Regions from separate parts of the Homo sapiens genome. Here region 2 is linked to region 1. The links are chromatin contacts, found by Hi-C or POLR2A ChIA-PET in ENCODE. All regions are on one chromosome and are shown on one strand. Each heading gives the region's core, a stretch centred on a gene start or an enhancer-like site at or near the end of the contact. The rest is flanking DNA. Distances are from core to core; before and after follow the strand shown. Region 1 overlaps ECT2L (epithelial cell transforming 2 like). Region 2 overlaps HECA (hdc homolog, cell cycle regulator).

Region 1 (5,434 bases), core at 2,415-4,914:
ACTAAAACACCATATGAATCAAATCACCCTCTATCTATGCCTTTCTTCTTTTCCTCTGCCCAGCTCCATATTTAAGGTCTGTTTACATAGTTACCATCTACACAAGAGCTGTAACACGCAAGCGTGCAAGTAGATATCTGTCAATGTATGTCCTATATCTCTTTACATAAATGCTTCCAAAACAGGGATTTGCCTTCCTGCTTATTTGTACTACCTACTCTATCACATTTAGGAGGTGTTCAACCATTATTTTAAAATGGTTATGAAGTTGTAAACAGGGAGAAAGTATTTTTCATAGTTTTTTTTTTTTTTTTTGAGACAGAGTTTTGCTCTTGTCCCCAGGCTGGAGTGCAATGGTGTGATCTCAGCTCACTGCAACCTCTGCCTCCCAGTTCAAGGGATTCTCCTCCCTCAGCCTCCTGAGTAGCTGGGATTATAGGCATGCACCGCCATGCCTGGCCAATTTTTATTTTATTTTTATTTTTTAGATGGAGTCTTACTCTGTCACCCAGGCTGGGCCTCCCAAGTAGCTGGGATTACAGGTGTGCCTCACCACGCCCGGCTAATTTTTGCATTTTTAGTAGAGATGGGATTTCACCATGTTGGCCAGGCTGGTCTCAAACTCCTGACCTCAAGTGATCTGCCCATCTTGGCCTCCCAAAGTGCTAGGATTACAGGTGTGAGCCACCGTGCCCAGCCTATTTTTTGTATTTTTAGTAGAGACGGGGTTTCACCATGTTGGCCAGGTTGGTCTCGAACTCCTGACCTCAAGTGATAAGAGTATTTATTAAATAATATATGTAGGCAATGAGAAGAAAATGGAAAAACAATTTTTTAAATAACTGCATGGTGTTAAAAATATTTTAAAAATTAAAAGATGTCCGTGTATGTATGTTTGCATGTTATTTACTTTGGACTTTAAAATATTTATATATTTGAAGCCTGGTGTAGTGGCTCATGCCTGTAATCCCAGCAGTTTGGGAAGCCAAGGCAGGTGGATTGCTTGAGCTCAGGAGTTTGAGACCAGCCTGGGCAACATGGCAAAACACTGTCTCCACAGAAAAATACAAAAGTTAGCTGGGCCTGGTGACGTGTGCCTGTAATCCCAGCTACTTAGGAGGCTGAGGCACGAGAACTGCTTGAGCCAGGGAGGCAGAGGTTTCAGTGAGCTGAGATCGCGTCACTGCACTCCAGCCTGGGCAACAGAATGAGACCCTGTCTCAAAAAAAACAAAAAAACAAAAAAACAAAAAAACAAATGCCTACTTGAGCGCAGAGATAAAGGAGAATATAGAGGAACTCCTGGTAGGATCGAGAGTCTTACATTTAAATTTATTGAGCTCCTTTTCACATGCTCTCTCCTTATTGTCCAATTTATACATTTCATTCAATATCAGCTTTGCCGGAGTGGGCACTTTTTATAGACTAGACATTTAAATTACTTTGGTTCATTTTATATTTTATCATAGTAGAAATCCTCATTGCATAATAGAATTTTTACTGCTATTCTTTGCATTTTTATCCACTAAAAAAACAACTGTGGGTCCAGTACGGTGGCTCATGTCTGTAGTCCCAATGCTTTGGGAGGCTGAGGTGGGCAGATTGCTTGAGGCCAGGAGTTTGAGACCAGCCTGGGAAACACAGCAAGACCCCATCTCTACAAAAAGTTAAAAAGTTGGCTGGCTGCAGTGGCTCACGCCTGTAATCCCAGCACTTTGGGAGGCCAAGGCAGGAGGATCACTTGAGGTCAGGAGTTCAAGACCAGCCTGGCCAACATGGTGAAACCCGGTCTCTCCTAAAACTACAAAAAAAAAAAAAAAAAAAAAAATTTAGCTGGGCGTGGTGGCAGGCACCTGTAATCCTAGCTACTCAGGAGGCTGAGGAAGGAGAATTGCTTGAACCCAGGAGGCGGAGGTTGCAGTGAGCCCAGATTGCGCCACTGCATTCCAGCCTGGGTGACAAGAGCGAGACTCCATCTCAAAATAAATAAATAAATAAAAGTTAAAAAATTAAGCAGGCATGGTGGTGCATGCCTATAGTCCCAGTTACTTGAGAAGCTGAGGTGGGAGGATCACTTGGATCAAGGCTGCAGTGAGCTATGATTTTGCCACAGCACCCCAGCCTGGGCAACAGAGTAAGATTCTGTCTCAAAAAAAAAAAAAAAAAAAAGAAACTGTGAGGACTGAGTTGTTGTTTTTAAATCACATTTCTTACATAAATCAATTACAGGGCATGTGGCCTTGTATTTACAGGGCAGTTTATGTTTGACACCATGGGTATGACCAACATTCTAAACAACCAAGATACTGCGCAAGCTCTGGCAGATGGATTGATGGAGTTGTCAAAAGAAGATTCTGTAAGTGTTTCTTTGAAGAAAGTAAACTATGAAAACCAACATTTAAATAAATTCTGTTTGCAGTTATTATTAATTTTTTTGACCAGTTTATCCCTTTCAGAGCACAGTTCCTCAGAGAAATTACATCAGTTTATAAAAATAGCCACTAAGAGATTCTGGGCCCAAGATGTGTTAAGTACACAAAACAGACAAGTAGGAAAATCTTCTAGGTTATTTAAAGTTTATTACATTGTGCCCTGTTTTCTGTCTTGTGCTTAATTTCAGTCAGAAGTGACTTTTTTTTTTTTTTAATAAAACATGTTAGTGGCTTTATATTTCACATAAACTTTACTCAACAGAGAAACCAATTCCTAGTTTCAGGAGAAATCTGAGAAAGTGTGACCCAGATGTGAAAAGATGACGGGAAAAGGGGCTAGATGAGAGAGGAAGGGAAAGAGAACACAACGGAACGGAAAGAAGCAAATCAGTAATTCGGCTGGGGATGGGTGTAGGAGAAACCCAAAGAAACAATTTCATCAGACACAGATCCAAGGTTCTCTCTCATTAAGGTCAGTCTACACTTCAGAAAACAGTGAGAAGGAGCCAGTCCACATTTCAGAAAATAGTGAGGAGAGGCCAGTCTCCAGACAGCTCTCCCAGCCCCAAAGAGGACAGCATGGCTATAGGAAAATGCAATGTGGCCAGGCGTGGTGGCTTATGCCTGTAATCCCAGCACTTTGGGAGGCCGAGGCAGGCGGATCATTTGAGATCAGGAGTTGGAGACCAGCCTGGCCAACATGGTGAAACCCCGTCTCTACTAAAAATACAAAAACTAGCCGGGCATGGTGGCGGGCACCTGTAATCCCAGCTGCTCAGGGGGCTGAGGCCAGGGAATTGTTTGAACCCAGGAGGTGAAGGTTGCAGTGAGCTGGGATCGTGCCATTGCACTCCAGCCTGGGTGACAAAGCAAGACTCTGTCTCAAAAAAAGAAAAAGAAAAGAAAAGGCAACGTGCAGCTCTCCCTCTGAGGGGAGTCGGGAATAGAATGGAGATAGGGCTGCTGTTAACATATTCAATAATCTAAATTCTCTAGTTTCCAAGGAATTCTCAAGGAGAGTCTCAAATCTTTCTCTTCCACCATCATAATTCTGCTTTGTGGGTGAATTTAACATTGTCTCTGCACACATTCTCTCTCTCCTTATTATTGAGTATCTGCTCCTGTTTCAGTGTGGCTTCCTGGGTCTGCACCAGGCATTTCTGGGCGTAGCTGTCCTGCACTGGGTGGGGGCTGCGAAGCTGCATTAGCTGTAGTTTGTCTCCTGTGAAGTCTCAGCTCTGCAGTGAGGCTCAGGCAGCCCAATGACGAAAGGCCTTTGGCGAGCCTTGCTGATAAAATGAGCAGGGATATTCACAGAGGTGCCCCCTCACTGTCTGCCAAAACACTGAAGGATTACTCAGCATGCTTGGTGTCAGTTCAGTGTACTTATTTCCACCTAATTATTTAAAAATAACCATGTATGATATAATTTGGATGGTGCTCAAACCTATAGCCTGAGGGGAACCAAATTTGAGAGCCCCAGCATGTTTTCCCAGCAATTCTGCTACTGCAGCCTCTCTCCCAGGCCTTCTTCCTCCCCCTGAAAGACAACAAGATCCTTCCTGTCCCGTTTCCTCATTTGGCCAAGGGGTTGGTGTGGGCCACTTTGGTTCCAAAGATCTTGAGAGACCCTCCCATAAAATTTTGGTGTCTTAACTGGATTGTGACAAATTGTTGAGAACCAAGAGTACATATGGTAACTGGAATATGAGATGAACTAGAAAGTCTCATGTACTGACTTGAATTGAGCACTAGTCACTCTGTTTTCTGGACATGTCAATTAATTAGGTAGAAAGCTGAAATCCCTGCTAAAAAGTGTGCTCTCTCTTCTGCTGCAGTATTGACATCTGTATTTCAGAAGAATGTTTTAAATGGGCATTTTTCTTGCGGGGGGGTTGGGCATTCTTTAGGACAAACCTCTGGAATTTTTGTCGTATTTTCTGCTGAAGAAATGTGGCAAAAAGATCAAAGATGTTGAAGGAAATGTTATTCCAACAAAATGTGACCCAAAGACAACATTCAGTTTATTCATGAAGGTAAAGTTGCTGCTGAATTTTTATGCCATTGCTTTTCTGTAGAGTTAGGCACATGTGATAAAGAAATTCATAAATCATTATATGAGCTCTACTGGGAAGCTTTAACTTGTCATTTCTCCAAAGAATTTTATTTTCATGAAGTATTACTAAAATAGGGTGTTTTGTAGTTTCATAATATGAGTAACATTTAAGCCGCTTAAAAGCATAAACTGCAACATGTTAACTTGAGTAACACTATTTGGTTGTGGGGAGAAAGGTAGAAATTTGCATTTTGCTTTGACATTTATGAGCCCTGAGAGAACTTAAGGGGAATTTTTTTTTGAGGGAGGTGAAACTAAGAATAGTTCTTTTTTTTCTTAGTTGAGATTCAAATTCATTAAAGAAAAAAATGGGTTTAAAGCGAGTTCTGGCTGGGCGCGGTGGCTCACGCTTGCAATCCCAGCACTTTGGGAGGCCCAGGCGGGCAGATCATTTGAGGTCAGGAGTTTGAGACCAGCCTGGCCAACATGGTGAAACCCCGTCTCTACTAAAAATACAAAAATTAGCTGGGCATCGTGGCATGCCTATAATCCCAGCTACTCAGGAGGCTGAGGCAGGAGAATCACTTGAACCCAGGGGGGTTCAGTGAGCCAAGGTTTGCTTGAACCCGGGGAGGTTCAGTGAGCAGAGGTTGCAGTGAGCCAAGATCGCACCACTTTACTCCACCCTGGGTGACAGAGTGAGACTCTGTCGTAAATAAATAAAACTAGTTCATCAGGCCAAAAAGAATAATTTTGCCAGTACTATATTAGGAATCCAAGCATTCTTGTTTACATGAAATAACCAGGATTCAAGAAATGCTGAGAATTACATTGTCGTTCACATAACTGATTTCTATGTAGGGGAAAATACTGTTTTAGAACCATTTTATGTCCATAGGAAAGTCACCTGTCTTTGATGTTTGAAGGCGTAGGATGGCAGTCCCTAA
Region 2 (6,340 bases), core at 1,509-4,008, 290 kb after region 1:
GGGATTTGTTCCCACATAAGAGGAATAATCAGCGATCTAATAAAACAGTTTTGAAACCTTACATTTGTAATAACCAGTTCACTTTTACACAGCTAGTATCCCATGGAACCGGGACTTACACATAAATGTCTTTTTTTCCTCCTTTAAAAAAAAAATGGTACCTGGGTGCCACAAGGAGGGTAGCAGGAATGATGTTAGTTTGAGGAAGTGAGGGTGAGGGCCAGGCTCTGTCCCGACAGAGAAGGCCTGGACTGAATCTAGGAGACCTGGCTGGAGCTCTGCAGCTGCCTCCCCAGCAGCTGGGCTGGTTCTCCCCATGGGTTCACCCTCTCTCTATTACTGTGGTCACAACCAGAGGACTGAGTCTGGTTGGGTCATTCTTTCCTTCATCAGAAGATTTATTAAACACTTATTTATGCAGTAGTGGGTTTACAAGGATGAATGTGACTAAGTCATCCCTATTTTAGATTTTGCCTGGAAAGCCTCATATGACTTAAGAAGACCCTCCTTACCTTCATTCCACCCAACTCCCCACCTGCTTATGGTGCAGCTGTTTTAAGGGGGATAAAAATATTTAACTCATAGTTTAAAAGCTGAAAATAGCAATGTCCGGTTTATGGGGCTCCTCAGTGAATGAGGTTGTCAGGAGATTTGGGCTCATTGGGCATTCAGTGTGATCCTCCTCTTTCAATAGGTAAGGAGCACAGAGTTCTCAAGTGAGGGCAGGATGCAGGGTAAGAAAGCTGGGGAGACAGGATAGGCTTGGCCCAGGTGACTGCAGCCTAGCTACCCTGTTATCCAGACTTGAAACTGAGATTTTTGCCCAGAATCACATGAACCCTGTTTATTTTAACTTGAGCAGAAGAAATAGAAGCTGGGTACTGACTACTTGATGATGAACCTAAAATACAGGCCTTGGAAGGTTTATATACTTTTTTAAACAATGCCAACTCTGTGTAAAGGAGCATTTTTCTGTTTTGCTTGTTAGATTATCACAGTTTAGATTAATGCGCCAAGGGAAGTTGGTGGCACAAGTGTATGATACCCTTCTCCCATCTCTCCTGTTGAAGATTTAATTGTGTCAGATCAATCTATATTCCATTTATGCCTTTGTGGGACTGCTGTTCTGTTTTTAGTTTGGAGACAAGGTTTCACTCATTGCCGAGGCTCACTGCAGCCTCAATTTCCTCGACTCACTTGATCCTTCCACCTCAGCCTCCTGAGTAGCTGGGACTATAGGCACATGCCACTGAGCCCAACTAATTTTTTAAAATTTTCATGGAGACGGAGTCTCACTATGTTGTCCAGGCTGTTCTCTAACTCCTGGCCGCAAGTGATTCTCTGGCCTCAGCCTCCCAAGTGCTGGAATTACAGGCGTGAGCCACTGTGCCTGGCCATACTTACTTATTTTCTAAACACCTGTATGGCATGTTCAAAACATTGGAAAAAGTAGAAAACATTGGAGCAGTTTGCATTTATCTGGGGAGTGAAATACAGCGGTATAAAATTATGGTAGCATATAAGCAAACATTTTTATGAAACTTTACTATTTATAAAGTGTTTTCATGTACATGAGCTGAATAGGGCAAGCATTTTATCCCCACTTTACAGATGAGGAAACAAAACTGCTCAATGTCAAACAACTAATCAGGAGCAGACCTGGCATCAGACACCTCTCTTCTGTTATTCCCTGCTGCTTTTCCAGTTTGGACAATGTGTGTGTGTGGTGTGTGTGTGTCGGGGACAGGGGTGGTGCTAATGAGGGAGGAAAGTATGTTTGAACCGAGCCTTGAAGGAAATAATGTCCGAGTTTAGAGGCCAACACACTTCAGCAAAAGCATTGTCAGACATCCTCTGACTATTCCCGAGGTCCACCCTGTTACCCCATTTTGCCTGTCTCCCTGGGAGCCTCACCCTGCTGGTGTGTCATAGGGTGAAGTGTCTGTTGTGTGTATTACTGGGTGTATTTAACATGCTCTTGGCTTTGTATTTGTTTTTGAAGCCTACCCACAAGGCCACATCAAAGTGGCTGACTATAAACAAGCAGGGCTGGCAAGTTGGAGTGGGGGCTCTTCATACAAGGAAGAGGTTTTCTGGTTAGGAAACAGTGGAGCATGGCTGTGAACATGACAAACACTGTTAAAGGGACAGGGATGGGGCACAGCTGTGGTACCTTGTCTGTGTTCCATGTGTGCACTTCTGTTAGACCATTAGAGCTCTTAGCTCAAGACCTGGCATGTAGGAAGTGCTCAGTATTGGTTAAATGAAATATTTGCTGCTTTTTGAAAAGACACAGAATTTTTCCTCTCTTAATCCACCTTTCTTTAGTGTGAAAATACTTTTCAAAGAAATATCAAGTCAGTCTCAACATTTACAGTTGGAATATTGTGAATGCAAATGTTAGTTAGATCTTCCTTTGACCTAATTTGATTTTATTGGTCTTGGGTTAGTAAAATTTGGTTATTGTGGTTACATTTCAGGGACGTTTACTTCAAGGCTCTTCATCTGAAGGATCAAGATAAAAACAACTACACTTAATAATTGACCAATTAACATTTTAAAGGCCTCTAAAGGTCACAGCCCAGGTGACTGGTGAATTTACTCAGTTTCAAACCACTCTTCTACTTCTTTTTGTTGTGCTTCAGTACATCCAGGTCTGACTGTCTAGGATTACAGCTCTCTTTTTCACTTCTGCTCCTCTTGTCATGTGTGGGTTTGGTGAGCCAGTATCTTTAATGCGACTTTTTTCAGCACTGGAGTTTTACAAAGCCTGGGCCCAGTGGTGCCGGAAACACTAAGATGAGTAAGAGGCTTCCTCTCCTGAGTCGTCAGCTGGTGGGGATTATGAAGAGTCCCCATGATGAGGGACTCAAGTAAGATTGGGGCCAGACCATCAGGGAGGGGAGGAGAAGGGTTGGAGTCAGGATAGGGGGGCAATCCTGGTAAAATTGGTATGTAGAGAGGTGGGCCTTGAAGCAGTAGGAGTGGGGAGGAAGTTTACTAGATGCCAGGTGCTTTCTCAGCATTTCATGTGTATAGTTTTTTTCATTTCATTCTTCTGAACCATTTAAGGTACATTCTGTTGTTTTCTGCATTTTATACAGAGGAAACTGACACAAAGAGAAGTTAAGTAAGTTGTCCAAGAGCATGCAGCTCATAAATGGTCCTGCCTGGATTCCAACTCAGGCAGTCTGGTTGCAGAGTCTGAACTGTGAATTGCTGTCAGTGGCTGAATGGGATTTGGACAAATGAAGATTAAGGGGAAACCACGGTGATCAAATATTAATACATAGAGGTAGACAAATTGGTTTAGGGCCATTTTGCCAAGGCCCTGGAATCCCACACCTGAAGGGGATAATTGTAACATATGACAGAACTAATATTTGTATAGGCTTTATGGGTCCACATTGCCACCACCCTCTGCTGATTGATTTGGTGGAATGTTGTGTCTGTGGTTCAGTGTGCAGGGATAAGGTTGGGAAGGTTGTTGAGTAGAGGAGTCACATGGTTTGTTCCCTCTCATATGTCTTTAAGCTGTCGTGAGGTTTTGGCCTGTATTCCCTGAGCTCATGAACATGGTGTTAAGGCTCAGCCTCTGCTGTCTTCTGTACCCTGCCCATGCTCTTTCCCTGCCCTACAGTTACCCTCTGGAAAGAGTTTCCTGGAGTCTCCCTGTTTCTGCCTTTTCACCTCACTGTCTACCTCTGACCTGCCCTCCATCATTCCCGCTGGAGCTGTTCTCCGTGAGGAGACAGTGCCTGGCTCACTGCTCATTTTGGCTGGGACTTTTCAGGTTTATTGCATCCAGTGAATTCTTAACTCGGGGTGATTTTACCCCCTAGGGGATACCTGGCAGTGCCTGGAGACATTGAGTGGGGCTGGCCTCTACGGGATGGACAGTGAGGTTGCTGCTAGCTGCTAGACATCTTACAGGATGGCTCCCACAACAGAGATCCAGCCCAAATGTCTGTAGTGCAGAGGTGGAGAAGCACCGATGTTACCTGGTGCTCTGGGACATTTTGCAGTTCTCCATTCTTTTTTTTTTTTTTTTTTTTTAAAGGGAGTCTCACTGTGCCACTCAGGCTGGTGTGCAGTGGCACAATCTCTACTCACTACAACCTTCGTCTTCCAATTCAAGTGATACTCCCACCTCAGCCTCCCGAGTAGCTGGGATTACAGGTGTGCGCCACTACACCCAGCTAATTTTTGTATTTTTAGTAGAGATGGGGTTTCATCATGTTGGCCAGGCTAGTATCGAACTCCTGACCTCAGGTGATCCACCCGCCACGGCCTTCGAAAGTGCTGGGATTACAGGCGTGAGCCACTGCGCTGTCCCCTGACTGCCTGGACATAATTCTCTCCTGACTTGTTTTTCAGTAAATTCTGAGTTCATTTCTTACCAATCTCTGCAGGGGAATCTTCTCCTCCAGCCTTGGTTCCAGTCCTTGCATCCCAGGATTCTTTTCCTGGCCTCTGGTCTCTGCCCACTCCTCCCGTTTTTCTTGGGCATCTCATTAGTCCTAGGGATTTGACCTTCATCTGTGGGTGAGTGACTCCACATCTGTATTCACAGCTCTAGCTCTCTTGAGCTCCAGTCAAATTCATGTCTCCTCCACCTCAGTGGTACACAGGCACTTCTAAATCAGTGGGTCCTAAATAGGGCAGCCCTAAGTCTTTTTCCATCTTCCCTGTCCTGCTGTTCCCACATTGCTGTCCGTCAGCATGGACTCTCACACACACACACACACAAACACACACACACACTCTCTCTCTCTCTCTCTCTGAGCATCTTCTCACACTGCTCCTGAAGCACAGGCACTCCTTATTTCTCAACCCACAGCACCCTCCCTCTGGCCTCCTTACTTCCAGTCCCGTGCCCCACGCTGCCACCAGGGGAGCTTTCTAGAGCAGAACTCTGAGCCTGGGAGTCTGCCTTTAGCTTCTGTCATCTATACACATAATCTAAACTGCTTCATGACCAAGCCCAGTGGTTCCCAATTGGGAGAGTAGTATTTCCCTCCAAAGGGGCCCTTTGAAAGTGTTATGAACATTGGGGGTATCATGATGGGGAAGGTGGGGTGGGTGGGCTACAGATACTGAGTGCTCAGGCCTAGTGATGTTTGCTTCCTGTAGTGTGCTGGACTGGGCTGTCCAGTGCATTACAGGAAGAGAATTGTCCAGATGCCAGTAGTGCCCTCATTAAGAATTGGCGATGTAGTTTTTAGCTTCTGCCTAGAGGATGAGGAGAGAAATGCTGAGCACTGGTCCTGGAGAGTACTTATTTTGGGGATTGGGAGGCAAAAGAACTGCATGGTATAAAATCCTACGGAAATGCAAGCAAGAATGTAAGGGAGTGATGAATTGTATTGAAAATTGTAGAAATGCCAAGACACAAGTGGGGAAGGCTGTTAGTTGTGTGACTCCCTGAAGCACCCTTGTCATCCCAGCCTGTAAGCCACACTAACCTCCCCCCCACCGCCCCCCACCGCTCATACAACCGGCAGCCACTCTTTTGGGCCTGTGGCAACAGGTTTCCTTCCTTGGTCCTGCACTATGAGACTCTCAGTCTCCCAGTTTGGCCCCACATTTGGTCAGTTTTGCCATCTCTACATTAGCCCCTTCCACCTCTGGCCACCTTATTACACAGCTTCTTTTGTAAATAAAAATATCCCAAGCTGTGTCACAGTCAGCTAACGACAAGAACAGCAGCAACAACATTAATGATCCTTTATGTGCCAGGTACTGTGCTAAACTCTTTATAAGCATTTCTTATTTAATCTTCAAAAAATCTCTATAAGGTAGCTACTACAATTATGCCCATTTATGGTTGAGGAAATGGAAGATTAAACAGATGAAATAACCAGTTCACTTTTACACGGCTAGTATCCCATGGAACCAGGACTTATACATACATGTCCTTTTATTTCTCATTTTAAAAAAACAGATTTTATTTTTTAGAGCAGATTTAAGTTCACAGAAAAACTGGAGGTATAGAGTGTTCCCATATACCTCCTGCCCTCCTCCAGCCTCCCCCACTGTGAATACAGAATGGTACATATGTTACAATTGATGAACCTACATTTACACATCATTGTCATTTAATTTCATAGTTGACATTAGGGTTCCCTTTTGGTATTGTACATCCTGTGGATTTTGACAAATGTATAATGACGTGTATCTGCCATTATAGTATCACGGGAATAGATTCACTTCCCTAAAAATCCTCTGTGCTTCACCTGCTCATCCCCCACCCCCTGTGGCAACCACTTTTTTTTTTTTTTTTTACTGACTCTATCATGTCTTTTTGACATTTTAGAAATAAATTCTAAGCTCAGATGTT

The links. A loop is a pair of places that touch in the nucleus more often than their neighbours do. ChIA-PET counts read pairs that join two places held with the same protein, here RNA polymerase II (POLR2A). Pooled maps may share reads with other maps.
Region 2: a pooled map shows a loop between it and region 1 (4-fold over the local background). The contact joins two enhancer-like sites. A Hi-C loop is called at or near these places in 1 of 37 single-sample maps with no recorded cell type and 3 of 50 pooled maps. POLR2A ChIA-PET finds 5 or more read pairs at or near these places in 2 of 52 experiments (H1 and activated T-cell).

What each region holds. Positions count from the first base shown.
Region 1 is chr6:138,865,852-138,871,285 of GRCh38, forward strand. ECT2L (epithelial cell transforming 2 like) reads left to right here. Exons shown (of 22, transcript NM_001077706.3): 13 at 2,252-2,355. Among named protein-coding and RNA genes, the nearest start is that of ECT2L, 72 kb to the left of the region's middle. Within about 2 kb of position 3,665, at least 5 of the 41 ENCODE cell types and tissues checked have a DNase peak (open chromatin) inside an H3K27ac peak, as active enhancers do.
Region 2 is chr6:139,159,318-139,165,657 of GRCh38, forward strand. All of the region lies in intron 1 of HECA (hdc homolog, cell cycle regulator), which reads left to right. It also overlaps a transcript of TXLNB not described here. Among named protein-coding and RNA genes, the nearest start is that of HECA, 27 kb to the left of the region's middle. RefSeq lists an enhancer at 4,249-4,748. Within about 2 kb of position 2,759, at least 8 of the 41 ENCODE cell types and tissues checked have a DNase peak (open chromatin) inside an H3K27ac peak, as active enhancers do.